Linked DNA regions of Homo sapiens: region 1 is linked to region 2. A link is a loop called in an ENCODE intact Hi-C map of the cell type or tissue named here. Cell type or tissue: chondrocyte. All regions are shown on one strand. Links, peaks and the distances in the headings refer to the core of each region. The heading gives the core; the rest is flanking DNA.

What was found. Peaks named below come from ENCODE experiments on the same cell type or tissue, not always from the same donor. Only the 100,000 strongest peaks of a DNase experiment are listed, where the experiment ranks them.
Region 1: a loop joins it to region 2, with 4 times the contacts of the local background. A loop is called at or near these places in 3 of 110 quality-filtered maps.

Annotation. Positions count from the first base shown.
Region 1 is chr2:237,087,712-237,096,666 of GRCh38, forward strand. COPS8 (COP9 signalosome subunit 8) reads left to right here. Exons shown (of 8, transcript NM_006710.5): 3 at 894-942; 4 at 2,151-2,283; 5 at 6,379-6,486; 6 at 8,111-8,173. Among named protein-coding and RNA genes, the nearest start is that of COPS8, 6.3 kb to the left of the region's middle. In chondrocyte, for the core only: CTCF peaks have their summits at 5,652 (motif pointing right) and 5,853; no DNase peak of the experiment used is centred there.
Region 2 is chr2:237,740,685-237,750,361 of GRCh38, forward strand. LRRFIP1 (LRR binding FLII interacting protein 1) reads left to right here. Exons shown (of 24, transcript NM_001137550.2): 12 at 7,680-7,715; 13 at 8,515-8,640. Among named protein-coding and RNA genes, the nearest start is that of RBM44, 53 kb to the right of the region's middle. RefSeq lists enhancers at 22-316, 3,728-4,253, 4,220-4,269. In chondrocyte, for the core only: CTCF peaks have their summits at 3,488, 4,516 (motif pointing left) and 4,742; no DNase peak of the experiment used is centred there.

The DNA of each region.
Region 1 (8,955 bases), core at 937-8,936, 650 kb before region 2:
TTGAGTCCAGGAGTTTTGATACCAGCCTGGGGAATATAGTGAAACCCCGTCTGTCCTAAAAATACAAAAAATTAGCTGGGCATGGTTGCGTGTGCCTCTAATCCCAGCTACCTGGGAGGCTGAGGTGGGGAGAATCACCTGAGCCCAGAAAGTCAAGGCTGCAGTGAGCTAAGATTGCGCGACTGCACTCTAGCCTGAGCAACCAAAGTGAGACCCTGTCTCAAAAGGAAAGCATAACTGCAAAAAAAAAAAAAAAAAGTCTCCTATAGTTCTGTGACTCACTGATGATTCCTGATAACATTTTATTTTAAACTCTTCCAAAACCTTTCTTTTATATCTTTTTAAAAACTAAATTGAAATTTTTATTACACATATGTAAGGTTTTTGTTTTTGTTTTGTAAAACTGTCATTATATGTTTGTTGTAGTTCAAGCCTCCAAACCCATAAAAACTCCTGCCTCAGAAGCTGTGTCCCACTGGTAGGAGGGGCTGTAATCGGGAGAGAAGTGTTGTGTACCAGGCTTATTGTCAGGGAATGCTACAGCCTTGATAGTACATAAATTTGTTTACTTTTATATCCTAATAAATAATTTGGGCCGTCTATAAATCCTCGTGTTTTTAGTGTGCTGTTGCCTAAATTTAGGATATGGATTATTATTTTTAAAAAATTCACTAGAAATGGCAAAATATTACTTTGGTAAAAATATTTCATGTCCTTTTTATCTGGAAAACCACTATTGTTTCCCCAAAACAAATTCATATAAAACTAAATTTTACTTTGTGTTATGTGAAGTATACTTCTGTATGTTTGGCTTGGGACCTGGTAGTTTTTAACATTTCCTGAGATGATTATGTTTTTAATTGATTATTCTTCTTTGTGGTGGCGTAAATTAGGAATAATGCAAGATATCTTTGGAAAAGAATACCACCTGCTATAAAATCTGTAAGTATCCTTTAAACCTATTTTACTGCTTTAATGTAATGACATTCCCTTAAATGGCAACCTTTTATAAGCTTATGTTTTCTATCTGACGTCCTAGTAATAGTCATCAGATTGGTATTAAGGATTCGAAATAAATCTTCAGAGTCCTCTAATCAGAAATTTGAATTTTGCTGGGATGGTGTAGAATTTCTGCTCAGTTCCTACTGATTAGATTTCTTGAGACGCTTTTATGTGCAGCTTCCCTAGTTAAACAGCTGAGCCAGTTTAGATGAAGGAAGCTCCTGGAGGTGGCGGAGGCAGCTGAGGTGATTTTCAGCTGGTTTATGTTGCTTCCTATAATGGTACTTATTTTGAAACTGCCATCGTTTACAAGAATACTCTAAGAATGATTGACAGCAATAAGATTATTTTTGTTAATTAGGATTTTAAATTTCTTATTTTGGTTGGGAGATTAGAAGAAATAGCCTGTGAAAAGGTTCTTCCAAAGTGGAATGAAGTAAAATTTTAATGTCAAATGATTCCATGTGTCTAACATGAGTGTCAAGTGAAATTTTTAACATTCTCGGGATATTACCAAGAATTCATCTAAACTTTTGTTTATTGATATTCATCAAGAGATCGGATTAGTATTTTTACTCTTTTTTTTTCCCTCATACATTCTGTTCTGTTAAGTAAGATTGGAATATTCCTCAGCTTCTTTGGCTAAATAAAGAAGTACTATAAATCATGCACATAAGTTTCAATGGCGTTAGTGGAAACTCAATCCTTAGAGAGGCTACAATGTATGACATCTTAGATTGAGAGTCTCTATTGTTAACCATTTTGCTATTACTTTTGACCTAAATATATATTCATAATATATCTATGAAATACAAATACAACATCTTTAAAAACAATCCTTAAGCTAATTAGTCCCCAGGCTTAATTCTGAAATGTTTTTTGACTACTTTCTCATGCCTTAATTTGCTATTGTAATAAATTTATATCAGCCCTACAGATAAATTTTACCTTACTGCTCATAGTGTTTAAAAACCTTTTGATAGTGATTGGGCTGAAAAAGTAATTGCATCTTTTAAAATAAATGTTGAATTAGGTTTTAATGATGTAGCTAACAAGTTTTTATATCATTTCTGGTATTTTGTTTTAAGATACAATCATTGGTGCATTTACAGAGTGAATACCCTCTAAGGCAATAATATTTATTGCAGGCAAATTCTGAACTTGGGGGAATTTGGTCAGTAGGACAAAGAATCTGGCAGAGAGATTTCCCTGGGATCTATACAACCATCAACGCTCACCAGTGGTCTGAGACGGTCCAGCCAATTATGGAAGCACTTAGAGGTAGTGTTTCTTTGTGGTTAAAAATGAAATTAGATGAGACTTAGTCCCTAAGTGCTGCAGTGTTGAAGTAATAAATCAGTGGTGTGTGTTTAAGTAGATATTTTTGATAGGTGAAAAGAGCAGTTTTCAGAATTTTTTAGATTTGCCCTAATCATGCTTCTTCATTTTTTGTTGCTTGAGATTACATTGGCTGCTGTGCTTTTGTTGTTTCTTAATTCTAGACAGAAATTGCTCGTCAGTTTTAAGAGTTTTTTTTGCTATTAAAACGAGATCTTGTAATATTCTAATAAGTTTAAGGTATGGGTTTGTAGAGATGTGAAAATAGAGACTGCTCTTTGAATTTTGTCAGCCTCAGCCTTTGATAGGTGTTGTCTTAAGCTTCTGGATTTTATAATTTATCAGTTTAATACATAGATGCTCAAATGTGTTTTTAATTGCTTTGAAAGATTACAAGCCTGGTGTGACAGAGCACTGATCCCACAATAAAATCTCATTCCCTGCCTCTCTACAGTCTCTCACCCCTAGCATTTGCTTCCAGTCCTCCTGGTTCACTCTTTATAAAATTATATAATCTTGTTTTATGTTGTCATGTACTGTTATTTCTTATTGTTACCCTTACTTCCATAGTTAATATCCACCTTCACTGTATGCCTTCCTGCTGTGGAGGAAGTCAGTGAGCAGGAATTTTTTTAATAACTGTTCATCACTCTGCTAAGGGATATCAGCTTTACAGGGCAGCAGACAGCAGAGATTGTTTCTGAAATGCACATAATTCCCTTGGAATGGTAAAATTCTTAGCAGCATAAAACATAACAATGTAAGTGACAGAACAGGAGGCAGCTACTTTAAATGTGAATGAAATGAGCAGAGTCCTAAGGCAGGCAGATAGATGGGAAGGGAGGAGTGTGGAAGAAGATTGCACAGGTACAGCAGGGGCAGTTTCAGAAAGTAGCACCAGAAACCTCTTCATATAAGCCCTGAGGAATTAGCGTTATAGTGGACTTCCATAGTATCCTCGTGATTCAGCCTTGTGATTGTGGTGGGGCGGTCACAGGCCATGTGCCTTTTCCCAGTGTTTTACAGCGGGTTGATTGGCAGGACTGGGCTTGGGAACTCCTTACTCGTTCAGCAAGCATTCTCTTGTGCACCGTCGGGTCCGTAGTTTTATTCCTTCCCGGAGCCGCCTCTCACTGAATTCCATGAGATTGAGAATTCCTGGCAAGCAGTTCAGTAGACCCAGGAAAGGCTATATAGCGTACCATGCGGGAGTTTAAGCTCTGGGTCCTTGCTTCCGGAGTTCAAATTCTGATTCTGTCACTTACTAGGGTGACTCCTCAGTGTCTTATTTTCCTCATTTGTGAAATGTGATTAGAAATAGTACTTTTTCAGGTTGTAAATGAGTTAATATATAAACATGTACCTTATTCTAAAGCACTACAGTATTCCTGAACATATCCTGAGACTTTTACAAATCTCCAGATTCATGAATGGTACTGTGGTTTCCTTTGTAAAATGCAGCCAGGTCAGGATAGTCTCTTAACAGATTGGTCTTACTGATGAATTTAACATTTTGCTTCTTAACTTATTAGAAACTTATTTTCTAGTTGAGAACAATCACTTTCTTAGATCTCTTTCCATTCTCTTCTAAATTAGGCACAGTCCTATTAGAAAACTGAAAATGACTTAAGAGAAGCTAGTGAAAACTATTTTTGCAGGAAACAAGGGCTGAGGAAGTACTTAGAAACTAGGTAGACAGTAGCCATTCTCATCTGAGGCTTGAAAGGGCAAGGCGAGGGGCCAGTGTTACTGGGGCTGCCCCACAGGATGGATACAGAAGGTCAGCTGGAGCAAGGCAGGGAAAGGGCATAGGAAGTGAATTCCCTGACCTTCCTTCCCAGCCTCTGACCTGATAGAGCCCCAATTCGCCAAAGCAAGAGAGCTCAGGTGCAACAGGCATTGGCGGCCAACCTCCCTGGCACACAGCATGGCTGGGAAAGACAGAAGAGGATTCGAAAGGATGGGAGTGACTAGTTCATCTTCCCTTCTGTCTCCAGCACTGGCAGTGATGGATGAGCAGCACTTGAGTATTTGTTGAACAACTGAGTTTGCATTCTGTTAGCATTTGTTTTCACCAAAAATGTGTTCCATCAACTACTGCCACAGATATTAGGTGCTGGCTCAATTTATTCCACCTTCCAGCGTGTCATTCTAGGGCCTGAGGTTACAGATTTCACAACTTGAGGATCACAGAGTGACTAGTCGGAATGTAGATGTGATTCGTGCCAAGTGGATATTGCAGCTTCTGAGACAGAGAACACTTAGCCTTTATTTTTGCTTTGTCAACTCACTTCTCCCATCACATGTTTTTCTTTCCTTTTCCAGTGATATCTTTTTACTTTTCTCTCCCTTTTATCTCCTCCATTCTTACTGTATTCCTGTTTTATTCCCCACTCTGAAAATATGGCCAGAATATTTGAACTGAAGTAAATGTTTTTGAAATACAGTTGACTTACCAAATGAATATAGTTTTATGGTGTATACTTTTACTTCTCTAAAAAAAAAAAGTATACTTTCCATTGTTGGCTCTTTTCCATTGTTGGCTCAGTTCTTTTCCATTGAATGTATGCAGCCTTAATAGAAAACGTTTCTTGGTATTGCAAAGTCTGTTAGGTTACAGGCTGGTTGAAGGAAGGAAGGAACCTACAATAATAAGTGTAAAGCCACAGAAGGAAGAGCAGACAGTGGCTGAGTGAAAGCTGGAGAGGATGTCGGGCTCAGATGAGGGGAAGGGATGGGAGTGTCGGCAGTTTTTAAGGAATCTGAGAAAACAAAGCCTAAGTGTTGGAGTCGTGCCCCATTTTGGTCCTCGTGATGCCATCAACAAGCATGTATTTGGCATATATTTCACTGGAGATGCTAGGTGTTTGGGGGACTTTGAGGATAAGAGATACCCCTTCCTGTCGAGAAGTTTGGAATATAATTGAAAAGAAGGGGATAGGTGGAACAGTGTCTGCCGTAGTGGAAAGTTGCTTGTTAAAGTAGAAGTGTAAACAATACTGCTGAGTTTAGAGAAGGGCAGAGATCGTAATGAATTATAAACAGACTTAGGAATGGTAGAGAGCAGACAGGAGGGCATTTCAGGCCACGGGATAGCATAAACCAAAAGCCCCAGGGGGAGAAGGTGTAAGACTTGTCTGAGAGCCAGTGGACTCGTTTGGCACAAAGGGTATCTGGGGGAATTGGTGTAGTTTGACAATGTCCCAGGAATGGAGAGAAGATTTTAAATATGTTAGGGTGTTTGTTTTACATATGTACACTGGCCTATTAAATATGGAAAGTAAAATCCAGAATATTTCCTAAGCATGTTGACCACCAGGTGGAGGAGCTCTTGCATTACCAATGAGCAATGCCCAGGGAGAAAGGCCAGCTGGTTTCACAGTGCTCAACTCTACCGTACTCCTGAGTTTATTTAATTGGGTATGGAAGCCTGGGGACAATCCTAAATGCCACTTTCAGGAAAGTTTTCGTTGCTGGTATTGTTTGGCAGTCCCTTCTTAGAGTCATTCTTTCAAGGTGGGAATTTAGGATTTTGAACCTTAATTCAGTCAAGAGTTTGATGCAGACTTGGAAGAATGCTCCAGTTACAAGATTTGTTCTGTAACTCCCAGGTGTGGTCCTGTATTAGAGACGTTTTTGAAAAGGACAGCTGATTACGCAAATCAGTTTTCTGCTCCTTTGATTCCAGCATTTGTAAATGAAATAAGATAAGTAAAATTTATATCCCCATTGCATAAACATACTGCATTTTCTTAGGGTTAGAGCCTTGTGTTTAGTAACCTTTTTCCATCTTTGTAATTTTCATTATCTGAGATTTTTCATCCAAGAGGAAGTGTAAGAAATGTATTTTTTTCCAGCAATATTTGAACCCCCCGTACATACTGGGCATATGTATTTGTATCTATAAGCACAGAAATCTTTGGGTTCATCTGGCCTTGCTTATGAAAACTAGACAAGGACAGTGGTGTGATTTAACAATGTGCTTTGAAAATGCTGCTCCCTGGTTCACTCTCTGCCAACCCACCACTCCCACAATAGATGCAACAAGGAGACGCGCCTTTGCCCTGGTCTCTCAAGCGTATACTTCAATCATCGCCGATGATTTTGCAGCCTTTGTTGGACTTCCTGTAGAAGAGGCTGTGAAAGGTAATTTTGGCTTACTTTTTACTTATAAGGAAAATGGAAAATAGAAGTGTGAATTGTAGGTTCACAGTCTCCTCTGAAACACTTGGAACAGAATATGCTTTTGGAGTCCAGGCTGTGTTTTTTGAGAGGTGATATGAAACAGGTGTTGTGGAACACCCAGCAGGCACCCTGCAGTCAAGCATATTAATAGTTCTATAGCAAGCAAATGTGTGAGTATCCACACAGTTGGTTACAAAAATATGTCTTAATTGGTCTCTTTACTCATATTTGGAAATCCTTATTTCACCCTTATTTGATAAAGGCAGCATCATCCCCACGTCCCTTTTCATTTTCCCTGCCATTTCTGACCCATACCCTAGGCGCTTGCTTGCTCCCCACTCATACCTGCTGGTCTCTCCAAATGTAACTTTGCATTTTCATTTCTCAGCTGATGCCCAGACTAATCCTTCCTGTTGCTCGTTGTTATAGAATACTGTATACACCTGGCCAGGTGCAGTGGCTCACACCTGTAATCCCAGCACTTTGGGAGGCCGAGGCGGGTGGATCATGATGAGGTCAGGAGTTCGAGACCAGCCTGGCCAACATGGTGAAAGCCCGTCTCTACTAAAAATACAAAAAATTAGCCAGGTGTGGTGGCAGGCACCTGTAATCCCAACTACTCAGGAGGCTGAGGCAGGAGAATCGCATGAATCCAGGAGGTGGAGGTTGCAGTGAGCTGAGACTGTGCCACTGCACTCTAGCCTGGGCAACACAGTGAGATTCCATATCAAAAATATATATATATATCGTATACACCTTGTTGCATTGTTTTGCCATGATTGACATTTTTGATTCTCCAGCTAAAATATGAGCACCATCACGCACTACATCCTAAATTTCCAGGGCCTAGCATAGTTGTAGATACATGAAGATAGGTTAATGAAAGTTCTAAGTTATTACTTTTATTTACTCATACAAACATTTATTTCTTTTGGCTCTTAAAATTGGTCCATCATTTATTTTCTATATATAACATACTTCAGAGCTCGTATTCTCAGCTGACCACCTGGATGTGAATGCTGGTACCACCCGTCCCTGATGCTAGTGGCTATGTGACTTAGGACAAATCACTTGAATTTCCCTCAACTTTATTTTCCATACCTGTCAAACGATGGCCCTATATCCCACTTCATAGAGTTGTGGTGATTACATAAAATCATCCCTATAAAAGCACGTAGTCTGGTACCTACAGGTAAACCTTCCATATATGGAAGCTGTTTTTATTATTGCCATCTTTGTTATTACTGATATGATGGTCACAAAAGGCGCCATATCAGTTTTCCTTCTGTTTGTTTTAAATAATACTGATTAGGTTAATACTATAATATATTCTTGACAGAAAACTAACCATCTTTTAATGATTATAGCAACCTAATAGAGTAAAATGAGGCTTTGATACCTGTTTCAGAAATATTTCAATAATAAGTTTCCATGCTCTTTGTAATATACCTTTCTAGTAAAAATGCATATGACGGGTTATACTAAACACATCAGGTCTTCTGTACAACTAATGTCATGGACAAGTTGTGGATTTTGTGGGGTGTTTTATTCTTTCCGGATCTTTATGTGTAATATACTTTTTTAGGCATATTAGAACAAGGATGGCAAGCTGATTCCACCACAAGAATGGTTCTGCCCAGAAAGCCAGGTAGGTGGAGCTTTCACCCATTTACGCAGCACTGGACTCTTCTAAGACTGCTTCAGGTTTTCAGTCTTTGGTTTTTGATAATTGGATGTAAAATTCGGCTATACTAACACAATGGAAATAACTCATTTTAAATAAAGCGTAGTAGACGGGGTAGAAAGGATCACCTAGTTTAAACTCTTAAAAATGTATTTCCTGTATATAAATGATTTTACGTAGGTTTTTCATGGTCCTTACACCTTAGTTTTTACTAAATATTAATCTCCATCCTTTTATGGAGCCATTTGTAACTGAGCTTATCCTTCATATCCAAGCTGTTGTCTGTATTAAAAAAAAATGTTTAAATATTCAACTGCCCCCCTTTTCTGTTTGCACTCAAGTCATACAGGCACTTTTCCTGTGGCTTCCACTTTCACAGAGTTAACTTCTCTAGCCCTCCTTTTAAGGCCTTAATTTCTATGACCTGCCCTCATTGTCTTTATCTGAATTCCCAGCCCCTCAGTCTTCCTGTTGGAAGTGAGCCACACTCATTCCCGCCTGATAGTTTCTCTTCCTCCTGCTGACCAGGAGTGTCTTTTCTGCCAGGTCTTTAGAGCCAAGCTTAATGCCCACTTCCATAAACCCGCCTTCATCCACGTCAGCCCAAATTTCCTTCCACCTACTCGGAATGCCTATGTTTAGACATTGCTGAACATACAGTAAAGGATTCTCAATGTGCTCAGCCCTTTGAGTTACAAAGAGTGAGAAGACATGATCCCAGTCAAGTGAGATAGTGGGGGAAGAGT
Region 2 (9,677 bases), core at 1,002-9,001:
ACCTGATACCTGCATTCAGGTATCAGCAAATGCAGGTATCAGCTTCTTTGGGGGAAGAAAACCCAGGATCTCTGGCCACTTGACTCTGAGGCTGCCTTGCAGAACTGCACAGCCTCCACCCCACCCACTATTTTCGTGACCCCGAGGCCACGGCCCAGGTGCCATTCATCACTGTGCAGCATGGCTTTCCTGTGCTAGAGGAATGTTTATCTCCTCCATCCAGCCATGGAGAGCAGGAAAATAGAGTTCAATATGGGTGGGCATTGCAACGCCAGCGCCTCTTTCTCTGGGGGAAGACTCTCCCCTCTGTATAAGTTGCAGACACCCACTCTTGTCACACATTTGGCTCTGCCCACCTGGCCTCACAGGCATTTGAGTTTGTGTTCCACCCCTCCCCATCCCAGAGCCCAGCAGTCAGCAGTGAGAGAAGCCAAATGTGTGCAGGGAGTGCGAGGCGGCAGCTACCATGCAAACTCCAGGGGCACACCGCCCCCCAGTAATCTCTCCCCAGAGTGCATCAGGCAATAACAGGAAGATACTCAGCTGTTCATTATGACATGATTTCCCATTTTCAAACCTGACAAGTTGGTCTTGATGCTGTTATTCAAATAACTGAAAGTAAATGGTTGTGAACAAGGAATTTCAGATCACAGACTCAGTAAGCCTGGCCAGCCCCCAAGGCTGTGTCTTCCTTAAAGTTGGGATCTCTGTATTATCTCATACTCTATAGTAGAGCAATAAACATAAGCTGACTTATGTGATCACTTAAAACTACCAGGAAGAAACATTTTCCGTAATAAATTTAGTGTAGGATTGCTTTGTCTTCTCACACTCACTTTTCAGAAAAGAAAATGTAAGTATTGCCAGGCGCGGTGGCTCACACCTGTAATCCCAGCACTTTGGGAGGCTGAGGCAGGTGGATCACTTGAGGTCAGGAGTTGGAGACCAGCCTGGCCAACATGGAGAAATCCCATCTCTACTAAAAATACAAAAATTAGCCGGGTGTAGTGGCGCATGCCTGTAATCCCAGCTACTTGGGAGGCTGAGGCTGAAGAATCACTTGAATACAGGAGGTGGAGGTTGCAGTGAGCTGAGATCGCACCACTGCACTCCAGCCTGGGCAACAAGGCAAGGCTCCGTCTAAAAAAAAAAGAAAAAAGAAAAAAAAGAAAGAAAAGAAAATATAAGTATTTACAATTGACAGAAGAATGTTGTGGCTTTACTTTCAGTGAATCCCAAACACGCTTAATGCCCTCTGTACCCTCTGCCTGGTTCCAGTGAGACATGACAATTGGATTTTGTTAAGCATTGTCTTTATTCAAGCATATGATGAAGTCTCAAAATAACAGGGCTCAATATAGTCACTTAGAGATTGAAATGACACAAATTTCTTTGTCATACGAAATTGACCGAAGAGACTGAAATGATACAAATTCCTTTGTCATGTGTTTTCTAAATTTGTATAAAATTTACTCACAGGTTTATTAGATGATCATAAACAGAAAGATGTGAGTTCAGCCTTCCTGGGCGTCCTGGGACCTGATGGGGGTGGGTGATCTCCTTGTATCTGCTCTTCCTTCCCTGAATCGATTGCTCAACTAGCAAAGGTCAGTTGATTGCGGGCTGGTTGGCACGCTTAGGGAACAAAGGTCAGTCCCGCAGTGAGGGACAAGGCTGTCCCCCATCTCATCCTGGGTGCCTTACATCTGATGAAACCTCCCGTATGTGGTTCTTAGAATGCAGAGAGGTCTCTGTAGAGTGCAGGGCAGTTCCCTCGCGGATGTGTTACGGTATCCCTTGATTGATCGTGTCGAGAATAGAAAGACGGTGAGCACAGGCAGCATCCCTGGTATCTGAAGAGAGCCTGGGAGACAGAACTAAGCTAGCTCATTTCCATAATTTCCAAAACTCATGGTCCTCTTATACTAAATTGACTCCATTTCTGTTTTCTGTCTTGGGACATTTACACCATTGCTGGTATATTTTGGATCTCCTGGGACAACAGAAAGTGCTAGTGGTTGTGTTTGGCCTTGTTGATGGGAAGAAGCCAGGAGAGCCTGGATAGGACTCCCCGGTCCTTCTGCCTGGGAGGGAGGAGCAACAGGTCTTGGGCAGGGCCTGGTGTAAGCGTGGTGGCAAAGGTGAATGACCCTCCAGTCTGGCCTTCCTTGAGGTCATATGGAGCAGGCAGTGCTCTGAGGCAGGGAGTTTCAGAACCCGGGTTCAGATGTCACAGCTCTCATTCCTGGCTTGGGACATCTAGCTGGGCACATAAACTTCTTGTGCTTCCCCTGGAAAGAGGGGTCATGATACCCTTAAAAAGCAAAAAGAAACCCCCCCAAAAAAACAAAAAAAAAACATATGGTTACTTTATTTCTCCTTGGCTGGGGTTAGCCAGGGATGGGATACAGTTGTTGTAGCGAGAGCTCATGGGAAATGCTCCCAGGCCGGGGACTTCGTCAGGGACACGTATCCAGGGCCAGTATGAGTGAGGACAGAGGACAAGAAAAATATGAAGTCAGGGTCAGCCCTGCAGGCTCTGTAGGGAGTCCCGCCCTGGGTTTGGGAGATACAGGTGCACAGGTGAGTGTGTCACACCCATCAGAGGGGAGGGAGGGAGGGTGGTGCTGTTAAAGGGCAGTAGTAACCAGAATGAAGGAAGTGACTGCTTGTCCCACTTCGAGAAAATGAAAATGCTTCAGTGTCCAGAGACCACCACCAGGGACAAGACTTCAAGTTTTCTCCACCCACTTGGTCCTCCCAGGGTCCTTGGGAAAGCAGAGAGGGCATCAGCCCCATCTCAAGACAGGCATAGAATACTGTTCACCTCATTCTCATCTTCTCCCATGCTGTGGATGAGCTGTGTTTTCTTCCTCTCCAGCACGACCAGGATCTTCTCCTTGAGGAAGTTATTTCACTCATTCATTCAGTGTTTATTGAGCACCTAGAATGTTCCAGAAACAGGGCCGTTGTATGAGCAAATGCAGACTTGCCCCAGCCCTCATGGGACGCACAGACAGGGGCAGACGGATGCTTGTTGGGTGATCACACGTTGTGAAGCCCAGCAGCGGGGGTGTGAGGGGAGGCAAAGGTGCCTCGAGAGAGCTGGGATCCAGAGGTTTGACGGCCAGAGCTTGGGCCACACCCAAGCAGAGTGACTCCACCTAGTGAAGCCAACAGATCTGGGTCATCCAGGCCCCAAAATCTCACTGGGAACCTGGTGAAGCCATCACGTTTCTGAAACATCCATCAGGAATGTCCCAAGGGCAGCCTGGGTCCATATCTTCCCTCGTGTACTCAGAGAAGACAGGAGCAATGAACTCAGATCTCTGCCCATTTGGACTAGAAAAACAACACTATTTTGACTCATGTTTTTTGTTGCACAAAGAGGCAGGGGCAGGGACCAGGTGGAAAAACGGGTCTTGAATTACAAACACCAGAGTTCAAAGATAAGTCATTCAGGCTAAAGTAAATATTATTGGATTTAAAACCAAAAACCGTCACCCTAGTGGTGGACTGTGCTATCATTTAAATGTGAAGGAAAATTACCCTTAAAATGGGTGTTTTCTGAGCAGTGTTTGCTGTTTGTTTGTGTCTCAAGAAGGACCTCGCAAGGATGTTGCTTCGGTGATCCCTTTTTCCATCCAAGTCTGGTGTTGCCTGGCTGGGTGTTGAGGACAGGTTCCTTTTGTACCTGGGCCCTTGAGTAGGGTCTCTCTGGGTACGTGAACAGGTGCCACATATTCTTTCTTTAGGAAAATGGCAGGCAGCTGGAACATGGAAAACTTAGCGTTTTAGCCTCACCAGGCATCGTGTGTACAGGAGCCTAGATAGCAAACTCCTTTAGACACAGTGTTAGAAAGTTGGAATTAATAAAATATTTAATGTGCTCCTTGAAGCATTTGTTTTTGAAAGGAAACTTGACGTAAACTAAACTTCCACAGACGTGTTTTAGAAGTGACTGTTTCCAGTAGATTTTCAATGATGTCTGTATACACTCAGCTGTGGCTGTAAAATACAACACACATACTTTGTAAACCTGTTAGTGTGACGTTTTCACCCTGACCTGAAATGTTTAGTATCACTCAGAATACGAGAGTCATGAAGCTAACAGGCTGCAATGTGTTCGGCGCTGTCGCCCTTCCCGTGCAGGAGGCCACTGTCTGCGGGGTCCGGTGCTTTCCCGTCCTGGGCTAAGGTGGGTGGGCAGAGCAGCCTGGACCGTCTGCAGCCACCATGTCCTCTGGACCCCTCTCTGCACCATGCCCACCTCCTCCAGGCCCCCACACCATGCCATGCAGTGGCCGTGACAGTGTTTAGAATCCTTTCTTGTCTTCCATTTCTTCATCATTTTAGGGAGGAAGTGCTGTGCTTTATGTCAAGATGAAACACAACATCTGATTCCTTACCTGGCTCTGCTAGGGCTTAGGAAAGGGGGCTTGGTTAAGGTGGACTCTGCTGCCTGCGGCTTCTGTCCGGGCCCGGCCCCTGCAGCTGTGACACACTGCCATCTGGTGGACACGAGTGGGGCTGCGTGGCTTTCCACGGGGCTGAATAGCCTTCCTGTGTTTGAGGAAAGCTGACAAATCCTTTTTCATTCGGAAGACACACAAAATGAAATTTACTCTACTATGTAAAATAGAGATAGGTTAGACGTTCATTTGCCATCACCTTTCAACAAGAGCTTAATTTTTAGTTTTTCTCTGCATGGTCTCTACTTAAAAATATGCCCAGATTTTATTTTGAGTCCGTTGTGTTCTTCGGAGCAAGGACTTTTTTAAAATGATAAAAACAGCAAACTATGGTTTTTGGGGTTTTTTCCCTTATTTGATATTTTACAAATTATAAAAACAAATGATGTAGACGGTTACAAGCAAAACCATGCAGAACAAAGATGTGTTAAAGCCCTGCCCCCCCAAAATCAAGGTTTGTGGACCCCGTGTGTTTTCTTTCTCAGCTTTCTTGCAAGAAATACCAGAAAGAAAAAAGGGCTTGGGTGGGCCCTTCTTTTACGGTCTCAGATATCTTTGTAGGTAAACGAATGCATTCCTGGAGCTTCATTTATTTCTCCACAGTATTTATCCATTGCTGACCAGCAGCCAGAAAACATACGTTTTACACCGTGGAGCAAACATGCCACAGGCTTTTCAGTGGTAGTTTGGCAGTCTATTAAACTGGATTTTCATATCCCACCAAGAGTTAAACTAGCCTCTTTATTTTCATCTTATTAATATTTGTTCAGCAAACTAACTTACTCTAAGGAATAAAAGGCTTTGGGCCCAGGAGATTTAATGAATTTATTCTCCAGCACGCTAAGTGCTAGATAGATAGTTCACATTTCCTTGTTCTTTGAAATTTTATTTATTTTATTTTATTTATTTTTTTTTTTTTTGAGACAGAGTTACACTCTGTCGCCCAGGCTGGATTGCAGTGGCATGATCTCAGCTCACTGCAACCTCTACCTCCTGGGTTCAAGAGATTCTCCTGCCTCAACCTCCTGAGTAGCTGGGATTACAGGTGCATGTCACCACACACAGCTAATTTTTGTAATTTTAATAGAGACAGGGTTTCGCCGTGTTGGCCAGGTTGGTCTCGAACTCCTGACCTCAAATGATCTGCCCACCTCGGCCTCCCAAAGTACTGGGATTACAGACAGGAGCTACCGCGCCTGGCCTTGAAATTTTGATTTGAAAAATATTTCAGGAATATTTTTCTTTCCATGTGAAGTTGAGAACCACACTTGAATTGCTCCAATCATCCTCACAACTCAACATGGCTGCAGGGCTTCTGGGGCTCTGCCAAATGAGATGGTGCCCATCTGATCAGAGTCTGCCTTCGTATCTGTCCCATCGGAGTCTGCCTTGGTACTCATCTTATCGGAGTCTGCCTTGGTGCCTCCAAGTACACAGTTAGGCTGATGTGGCATGCACATCCGAAAAAATAACTCTAGATGTGCATTTCGACACATCAGCAAATGCAGATGGTATGGGCTGCAGATGGTATGGGCCACAGCTGGAGAGAGCCGTCTTCACTGCGGTATAGCTGGGCTGCACCCAACGTGAGAATGGACATCAGGGCAGAGAGCCGTAAGCAGCTGGGATTGTGGAAAGCGCCCGTGAACACATGGTCTTGGACAGGGCCTCAGGTGGGTCCTTAGCAGCTGTGGCTAAGTGGGCAGAGGGACCACCCCACCACCACCCTGCCCAAAGGGCTTATTTAGCAAAGAGGGGAGAGAGGCCAGCCTGCCCCTGACTGCATCCCACTGGCCTGAGGGATGTGGCCTCTCTGCCCCCATTTCCACTCCTGCTCTTGGGACACAGGAGACTGGTTAGATGAGAGTAGAAAGTTTATTTTTGAACACCCAGGTGTGGGGTGGCTGGGCGAGACCATCTGATGGCTTTGGGAGCCAGGCCGCAGGGTTTAGCTTGGATCTGTTGAGTAGGAGACCCTTAAACATGGCCACCCTGAGCTAAGAGCTGGTCTTGGATTTTGCTTTCTTTTGGATTAACCGAGTATTTTGTGGGATTCCATTTGATCCCTTAACTGGCTGACCAGCTATAACTCCTGGTTATGTTGTTTTAGTGTTGCTCCAGGTGTCGTTGGAGGAGAAGTTGAAGGTACAAGGAGTTTGCAGGAGGGAAGGTGGCAGTTAATGAGCCTTCCTGGTGGGACCGGATGGTGAGGGCAGGGGCATCTGGCCCAGCGTGGACTCGGGCCATAGATGGGAAGTGGTCATTTGGAGGTCACCATCTCTCTGACACCCTGACCATAGCACCTGCACCCCTGTGCTGAGCTGCAGGTCCCCGGCACCAGCGTCTGTGCAGCTCAGGTGTTGCTGAGCCGTGGCCTCCGCAGCTCTCCATCAGGATTTCTCAAGCTTCATTATGAATTATCTCTGTGTGAGCTCACAACGGTGACTGCAGAGTCCCAGGTCATCTCTCAGATCTTCTGAATCAAACATATGGTCTGCAGTTGCCGCGCATGTCTTTGGCCGATTTTCTGACAATCAAAGTGAAGAAGTTCTGAGCTACGGGAAGTTGGGTTGAAGGCATGATGGGGAAAACATGATTAGTTGACAGCTTTTCCCAGAGAGTTTTTAGACAAACTCAACCTTGGTAACCTTCTCAGTGGGCTTATGATAAGAACCTTCAATGTGCCAAAAAATAAAAAAAGCAGCACTCCAGGTAGTTAATCTTTGTTTAAAAAACCCTTCCCCCCACCCAGTCCTGCAAACAAACAAACAAACAAAAAAAGGAGAAAAAAAGAAACCTGTCTTTTGTTGGATGCTGAGCCGAGAAAGAAGTAACACCACTGCCGGCCTCTGCCTCTTGTCCCGAGACACCCTCATGGTGCAGGGCTCTCTCCAGGGTCCGTTCCTCATGTGCACCCTCTCTTGTAGTTCCACAGCCCGCTGTGGGTCCCACTGAGACTCCTACCTGAGGACAGGAGAAGAGGGTCCTCAGGGACGTCCAAATGAGGACAAGAGAAGAAGGGGCCTCACAGACATCCAAATAGGAGAAGTGTGAAAAGCTAAATTTGGAGTGTCCCATTTTTCTGCTTCTAAATTACAAAGGAAGCAAATGTTTTGTTTTGTTTTGTTTATCATTCATAGCCCCATCTTCATGTTATCCATTTAATGCTTTTAAAGTATTTAATATTTTGTCTGTTTTCGTCTACAGGTAGAAGAGAGACCAGAAAAAGATTTTACTGAGAAGGTAAGGAATCGTTCATAAACCTAGAGGGTCCCAAAAGTTGTGGATGAAATTGATAAGAAAATATGTTGCTTGGTTTTTTTTAATAAGGATGTTCCCCAGCGAGGGAACTGGACTAGAAAGCGGCCCACCTAACCTGGTATCACCTTCCCGGAGGTAGGCCACCGGGAGTCCTGTCCGGTGTGCGTTAGATCCTGTAGAGCAGGGAGGCGTTTATAATGGGCCCCACCATGGAGTTTAGGGTTAATCCAGCTAATCGCAGAGCATCCAGGAGGTGCCTGGAAATGATCCCCTCCTTACAGTTTACTATAAGCCCATGAAGAGTTTCCAATTTGGAAATGGAATTAAAGTAACAGTCCTGTGATGTTAGATTTATATGCAGTTTTGGTTTTGTCTGAAATCGCATCTGTGTTAGTCCGTTCTCACACTGCCATAAAGAACTTCCCTGAGACTGGGTAATTTACAAAGAAAAGAGCTTTAATTGACTCACAGTTCCGCATGGCTGGGGAGACCTCAGGAAACTTACAATCATGGTGAAAAGGGAAGCAGGCACCTTCTTCACAAGGCGACAGGAGAGAGAACATGTGAAGGAGGAACTGTCAAACACAAAGCCATCAGATCTCCTGGGAGCCCACTCACTATCACGAGAACAGCATGGGGGAAACTGCCCCCGTGATCCAGTCTCCTCCCACCAGGGCCGTCCCTCATCTTGTGGGGATTATGGGGATTACAATTCCAGATGAGATTTGGGTGGGGACACAGAGCTAAACCATATCAGCATGTGATCCTCTCAACGTTCCAGGGGTCTCGTAACATGCCGGGCCTGTCTGCAGCCACGCTGGCCTCTCTGGGTGGGACTTCCTCTCGGAGAGGCAGCGGAGACACCTCCATCTCCATCGACACCGAGGCATCCATCAGGGAAATCAAGGTGAGATGCTCTCTTCTTACTGACAACTTGAGAGAACCTTTTGTAAAAATCAGTCTTTAGATTAAAAAAAAAAAAGTTAATTCATAAAGTTCTGGATCTTTCTTCTTGGTCCTCTCTCCCTCACCTCCCCTAAAATACGGTGTTCTCCTAACATCAAGACCCAGCTCAGATAGTGTCTCCTGCAGGAATCTGATCCTACCCACTGACCCCCCAGCAGGGCGGACCGTGTGCCGGCCCCCTGCGCCCCTCAGCACCCGGGGAATACCTTAGTGAGAGCACTTGGCACGTTGTGTTGATGCACTTGGTCGTCTCTGTATGCTTGGTCTGCATAGACATTCAGTCCACAAGTTTGGACACCAGACGGCTTTACCTACTTTCACACAACCCCTCCCCACTAAGTATGTTCCCCTTCGGCCTAGAACTTGCCCTTTCCTTTCTCTTTGTAATGTGCCTTTAGTAGCCCTCATCTTTGTATTTTAATGATTTTTTTTATCCCACTGTAGTGTAGGTATTATTCTCTGCTCTATCCTCAGCACCCAGGACAGTGCCAGGCATTTGGTAGTATTCTGTGTGTGAAAGAGAAACACGGTGCTATTTGTTAAAGTAACTAGGGACAGTGCATCTGAAAACCTGAAGACTGGAAGGGCAGGTGAGGTGACTAGACCTGTGTCCTCCAGGGAGCAGAACCAAGACAGAAGCAGCTGAAAGGAGCCAGAACTGACTCAGATTCTGAATTTTCTAGTGCTTTAAACTAGGTTTAAAAGGGAAGCAACTTCCACTGGGGATGTCTGAGCAGCTGGATGGCCGTTTGCCAGGGAGGACGGAGAGGGATTTAAGCATCCACCAGAGTTTGGCCAGGGTTACCTTGAAGATGCTTCCAACACCTATGTTTTATAAGTTTACAAAACCAGAAGAGCCATTTCCCATGTGCCACCCCTGGGCCACCTGCAGCTCCTTGTTGCTTCCCTTTTTTTTTCCTTTTTCTTTTCTTTTCTTTCTTTCTTTTTTTTTTTTTTTTTTTTTTTTTGGAGACAAGA